Linked DNA regions of Homo sapiens: region 1 is linked to region 2. Evidence: chromatin loops called from intact Hi-C (ENCODE). Cell type or tissue: dorsolateral prefrontal cortex. All regions are shown on one strand. Each heading gives the region's core, and the rest is flanking DNA. Links, peaks and the distances in the headings are about the cores only. Region 1 overlaps SKI (SKI proto-oncogene). Region 2 holds the start of LOC124903824 (a long non-coding RNA gene).

What was found. Peaks named below come from ENCODE experiments on the same cell type or tissue, not always from the same donor. Only the 100,000 strongest peaks of a DNase experiment are listed, where the experiment ranks them.
Region 1: a loop joins it to region 2, with 2.8 times the contacts of the local background. A loop is called at or near these places in 16 of 110 quality-filtered maps.

What each region holds. Positions count from the first base shown.
Region 1 is chr1:2,255,760-2,258,649 of GRCh38, reverse strand. The region is part of intron 1 of SKI (SKI proto-oncogene); the gene reads right to left. Among named protein-coding and RNA genes, the nearest start is that of SKI, 29 kb to the right of the region's middle. RefSeq lists enhancers at 1,301-1,898, 2,566-2,860, 1,901-2,890. In dorsolateral prefrontal cortex, for the core only: a CTCF peak has its summit at 1,185; a DNase peak (open chromatin) is centred at 1,149; H3K4me3 peaks cover 1,391 bases; H3K27ac peaks cover 2,500 bases.
Region 2 is chr1:2,313,870-2,316,759 of GRCh38, reverse strand. It overlaps LOC124903824 (a long non-coding RNA gene), which reads right to left and starts at 1,765. Exons shown (of 4, transcript XR_007065362.1): 1 at 1,732-1,765; 2 at 762-814; 3 at 1-368. RefSeq lists an enhancer at 699-1,452 and silencers at 1,324-1,613, 1,764-1,923, 2,014-2,133. In dorsolateral prefrontal cortex, for the core only: CTCF peaks have their summits at 1,228 and 1,434; no DNase peak of the experiment used is centred there; H3K4me3 peaks cover 1,524 bases; H3K27ac peaks cover 2,500 bases.

The DNA.
Region 1 (2,890 bases), core at 135-2,634, 58 kb after region 2:
CTGGGAGGCAGAGGTTGCAGTGAGCCAAGACCACATCACAGCACTCCAGCCTGGGTGACAGACCTAGACTCTGACTCAAAAACAAAAACAAAAAAAAACATGAGTTCCCCGACCAAGCCACTCATGGGAGAAAAAAAAAAAAAAAAGGAAAATGACACTCCTGATAAACCTGTTACTCCATTTCCTGACTGACAAGTTTCAACTCTTTTTAAAAAACACAATTCTCAAACGCCTCTGCTGTTCTTCCATGACGCCGTAGCACGCTCAGCACAGCCACTGTCCCATCCTCCCTAGGGGGCGATTCGGCCTCGGCATCTAGAATAGGGGCATCTGAGCTGGTCCCACACATACCAGCCGAGACCATTCTATGCTGCAGACACCGAACATACGGGTTTAAGGACCAGGAATCCTGTGTGTCCACGTGTGCATGCACACACATTGTCACTAGATAAAACACCACATTCCAAGACAATAACATCTGGCTGTCCAAAGATTACTTCTGGTTAAAGTCGCAAATAATCAGTATTGCCATATTTCCCTTTATAAAGTACCTCTTCACACTCTTCCTTGCTCAATGCTTAAAATGTCAACATTTACTTAAAATGTTGTGCAGGCTGGGCACAGTGGATCAAGCCTGTAATCCCAGCACTTTGGGAGGCTGAGGCGGGCAGATCACCTGAGGTCGGGAGTTCGAGACCAACCTAACCAACATGGAGAAACCCCATCTCTACTAAAACTACAAAATTAGCCAGGCATGGTGGCACATGCCTGTAATCCCAGCTACTCAGCAGGCTAAGGTAGGAGAATTGCTTGAACTCAGGAGGCGGAGGCTGCAGTGAGCCCAGATCACACCATTGCACTCCAGCCTGGGCAACAAGAGCAAAGTTCCACCTCAAAAATAAATAAATAAGTAAATAAATAAATATATAAAATATAAAAATCTTTTGCAAATCCAGAGAAACATGTCAAGAAGATATAATAATTCAAAAGCATGAGGAAAGAAATCCAGTTTTAAGACGGAAGAGCAACATCGCTTCAACCCCATTCTCCTCTCAAAAATCGCCGAGAGCCCGGCTCTTGGATGAAGGAAGCATTGTCTCGAGCTCAAGCACACATAGGGCAGGAGGCAGCTGGGAGGAGGCGGCTGGGGGCCAAGCAGCTGCAGAGGCAGACGCTAGGGAGCCACGCCGACGCGCTCTGGCACCAAAGCGCCACCATGGGAGGGGAGGCCTTGCAGAAGCAGGATCGGGGCTGGCCCGCACGTCTGCATAAGAGCCATCCGCGGGCTCCCAGGTGCCCTCCCCCTTGCAGCCATTGGCACGTCAGCCTTGACGTGACCAGATGGTCAAGAATTGGCAATGTGGGGAAATGCCCCTTTAAAGCCGAGGTCTGAAACCAACCAAAGGAATGCAGAGGAAACCAGCAGGACAAACTGTCAAGAAAAACATCATTAATGTCTGCAGCAACAGGAGAAAGATACAGCATCCACAAGTCACAAAAGGTGGGAGCTTTTACAAAGAGATAGATATCTTAGAAACGAAAATGAAATCATGAAACTAAAAGTAGCCAACAAAGAAAGTGCTCATGATAAGGCGGAGACCTCCAGAGAGTAATCCTGAGCCACAAGGGAACAGCAGGGAGACCACAGCAACCGGAGCACCAGTGCCAGGAGGACCAACGTCCAGCCCTAGGGAGCACCGAGCAGAAGATGCCACGGGCACCATCCCGAAGATCGGGGCGCGAGCCTCCTGGCAACAAAAACCTGACAAGGGCCCAATAGGCGCCCAACACAGGGCCAAACACAAGCCGCCTCGAGGTGTCTGACAAGACATTTTGAATGCCAGATCTAAGAGGAGGTTCTGAAAGCTCCTGAAGGGCACAGTCAGGTCACATGTCAGAGCCCAAAGCAGATGGCAGGGGACTTCGCCATGGGGACACCAGAGGCAAGACGCTGAGGAGCGCCGACAAGTGTTCTGTTCCAGCCCTCCATACACGGGTGCCCAGTTACCAGGTCAGCCATGCAACACCCAAAGCACGTGCCTCCCAGGCACCCAACTGCACAGTGTGCTGTGGCTACTCAGGTAAGGATGAACCCAGGAGGGGAACCCCTAGAATCCCTCACCAGGAAGAGCACAGAAATACCCAGGGCGGGCAGGTGAGGGCCAGCTGGCCATCGGCCTCTGGACCACAGAGGGAGGGGGCAGAGAAGAACGCTGGAGCAAGGACGGAGCAGCCAGAGATCCTGAGAAAACCAAGCAAGGGAGTAAAAACCAAGATGATGCCTAACTCCAGGAACACACAGTGGAGAGGAAATGAGGTCAGGCACGCAACTCCAAGACAGAAAGCAGCACAGACAGGAAATGAGGTAAGGACACAGAGAGCTCCAGACAGGAAATGAGGTCAGGACACAAGACAGGAAATGAGGTCAGGACAGAGTGCTCCAGACAGGAAATGAGGTCAGGACACAGAGTGGCACAGATAAGAAATGAGGTCAGGACACAGAGTGGCACAGACTGGAAAAGAGGTCAGGACACAAGAGTGGCACAGACAGGAAATGAGGTCAGTACACAGAGTGCTCCTGACAGGAAATGAGATCAGGACAGAGAGAGCTCCAGACAGGAAATGCAGTCCGGGCACAGTGTGTTGCATACAGGAAATGAGGTCAGGACAAAGAGTGGCACAGACAGGAAATGAGGTCAGGACAGAGTGACACAGACAGGAAATGAGGTCACTGGCTCCAGACAGGAAATGAGGTCAGGACAGAGAGAGCTCCAGAGAGGAAATGCAATCCGGACACAGCATGTTCCAGACAGGAAATGAGGTCAGGACAAAGGGTGGCACAAACAGGAAATGAGGTCAGGATACAGAGTGCTCCAGACAGAAAATGAGG
Region 2 (2,890 bases), core at 164-2,663:
GGCTGACCACAGACCCATCAGCCCCTTCGTGTCCTGCCTCCAGGCCCAGGGGCAGCCGGCGAAGGTCAGGCCCAGGGCCTCCCGGATGACAGAGCCCCCAGCTGGGGCTTGCAAGGGGAGCTGCCAGGCCCAGGGCTGCCGGCCCTTCAGCGAGCCCTGGGGAGTCTGCCTGGGGCCAGGGTGGTGCCTGGCTGCCCTCTTGTCCTCAGCTTGACCTCTGGCGGTGGCACTCGTGAAAATGCTGGACACTCCTTCTCCTTGTACTTCCACCTCCCGCCCACGGCAACCAGAGCCAGGAGCCAGGCTGTGGGGGCTCCGAACACAGCTCCAGGGCCAGCAGGGCCTCCTCAGTCTGTGGCGCCGCCTTCCTGAGGACCCGTGGGGAACAGAGGTAGCTGCCCACACCAGCCCCCCAGCCTCCTTGGCTCCTGAGGTGGACCACAGCCAGGGAGGGCCCCCCAACAAGGGTCCAGGCCCTGCCCACCCCTGCCTTACAGCCCAGGAGTCCCCAGGGGGCAGGCCAGGACTCAGCCCCAGCTCTCTCTGCCCCTGCGCCCAGCTGCCCAGCCCAGTGGCTGCTCCCTGGAAACCCCTCGGGGACTGCATCTTGGCTCCCCAGTGGCCTCAGGGAACCAGCAGCCGTTCTCCGGCCTATCTGCAGCCAGGCCCCGTCCTGGAGACCCTGTCCCGCTGCCCCAGACCTGACCCCACTGGGTCCTCATCCACCCACACGTCGAGCATGTCCCCTGCTAGGGCCCCACCTGCCGGCTTCCATCTGGGGACAGGAGAGAGGACACGCATGGGCTCCACGGTCCTGCCCAGGCAGAGAGAGGCAGGCTGAGCACCACGGGGCTGCTATACCCCTGATGGGGTTAGCGGGAGGGGAGGCTCAGTGCCTGGGAACCTGAGGGCATTTCCTTCCACGGAGCTCCAAGCAGAAGCGGCCTGGGGCGCAGCCAGGCTCCCTGCTAGGAGGGCGGGTTTCAGGCCCACAGCTCAGAGCATGGGTGGGGTGCCTGGGCTGGGGGTCCCTGGGCTGATGGCCTGAGGGAGATAGGAGGCCAGGCCTGCAGGGAGCCAGGGGGCCCGTGAGGAGGAGAGACAGCTCTAAGCGGCAGGCCTCGGCGAGACCGCCTGTGTCTCATGGTCTCCTGTGGTTGGATCCACCGAGTCCCCCAGGTCCCTGCGGGTTGTGGCGAGTGGGCTCACGGAGAGAGGGCGGCCTGCGCCCACCTCCCCAGCAACGACTTGGCGGCTGGGGCCTGCGGGCCGGGATGGGGGGTGTGGTGGTTCTTCCCGGGAACGGACCCCCAACTGAGCAGAACAGGGAGGCCGCGCCCCAGAGAGAAAAGCACCCGAACCCGCCAGGCTGGGACCTTCCGGGAGGGCAGGGTTGGCAGGGACCCCCCAACCCCGAGCTCGGCCGAGCTGCAGTTCCCGCTTCCACCGCTGGGGGTCGCACCGCCGCCCCCGCCCCCGCCCCCGCCCCCACCGTGCCGCGGGCGGCGAAACCCGTGAAACGCGCGCCGCCTCCGCGGGGCCTGGGGTGGGGAAGGGGGGACGAGCGGGGGAAGAGGGGTACGGGGGGGAAGGGGGAACGGGGGGGGCGCTTCCTGCCGCCGCCCTGCTTCCCGCAGCGGCCTCTGGGGGCGGCCGCGCCCACCGACGGGAGGAGCCGCAGCCTCTGAGACCCCCGCACGTAGCCCGCCGGTTCGGGGGCGGAATTCCCACCTCGGGAGCCGCCCCCACGCTGCAGGAAGCTCCCAGGGCCTCCCGTCCCGCCCCCCAGCCCGGGCCTGCTGCTCGGACCAGCCGCCCCCGGGCCGGAAGCCCCCGCCCCACCCCGCCGGAATCCAGCGCTGGCCGCGAATCTGGGGGGCGCCGCCCCGGACGGCAGGGAGGGTGGGGTAGCGGAAGAGGCGGCGGGGGCGGGGGGGAAACTGAGGCTGCGGGGGGGAGCCTGAGGCTGCGGGGCTGCCCCTCCGCGTGGGGAAGTGGGGCCCGGCGCGCTCCGCCTGACTCGGGGCCCCCAGTGCCCCCGGACTGGGAACGGAACGGGCGTCGGGGAGGCCGCCCCGGCCCTGAGGACGCGGCGCGGGGCCCGGGACGTGCACCCCTCCCCACCCCCCCAGCGCGGCTTCCGGCCCGGGCGAAGGAGCGGGATTGGGAAGGTTTCGGAGCCGGCGCTGGAATTCCTGGGTAGTTCCTCCGCCACCGCCCTTCCCCCGCGAGGCCGGCCTCCGACGGGGCCTCTCCAGGGTGAGGGGCAGGCCCTGGCCTGGAGCCAGAAACAGGATTTCCCCGGATGCCAGGACAGCGCCAGGGCCGGGGACAGGCCGGGGCCCCACTGCGGGTTTTCTGTCCTGCGCAGCAGTGACCCCGCAGACTTCGCGCACGGGGCGCAGGATGGGGTAGGGGGCCCAGAGCCTTGGTCTGTCGGACCCTCAGCGGCCAGCGCAGGTCGGTGGTCATTTCGGAGTTCCGGCCACTGTCCTGTGCAGGAGTGACCCTGGAGGCCGCCTTGGTTTGGCCTGGGAGGATTCTAAACACGGAGGGGCCAACACCGAGACCCGAGAGACCCCGGCCTAAACCTGACCCAGTGCCGGCCACACCAGCCACGGCCCTCCTGGCATCCCTGGGATCACAGAATGGGACAGCCTCCCCACCCACAATCCCCCCAGGCCCTGGCGAGGGCAGCTCCTCCGACGCTACAGCCTTTTTCCTAGGACTGTTTTTCCTTAGAAACAGGAAGCTGGGGCATGGGCATCACGTCCCTCGGGTGCAGGCCCCACCAGGGGCAGGGCAGAGTGGGGCTGGACCACAGGGCACACAGTACCTTGCCCAGCTCCTGCCCCAGGGTGGGCACAGCAGGGCGCAGGGCGGTGTCCAT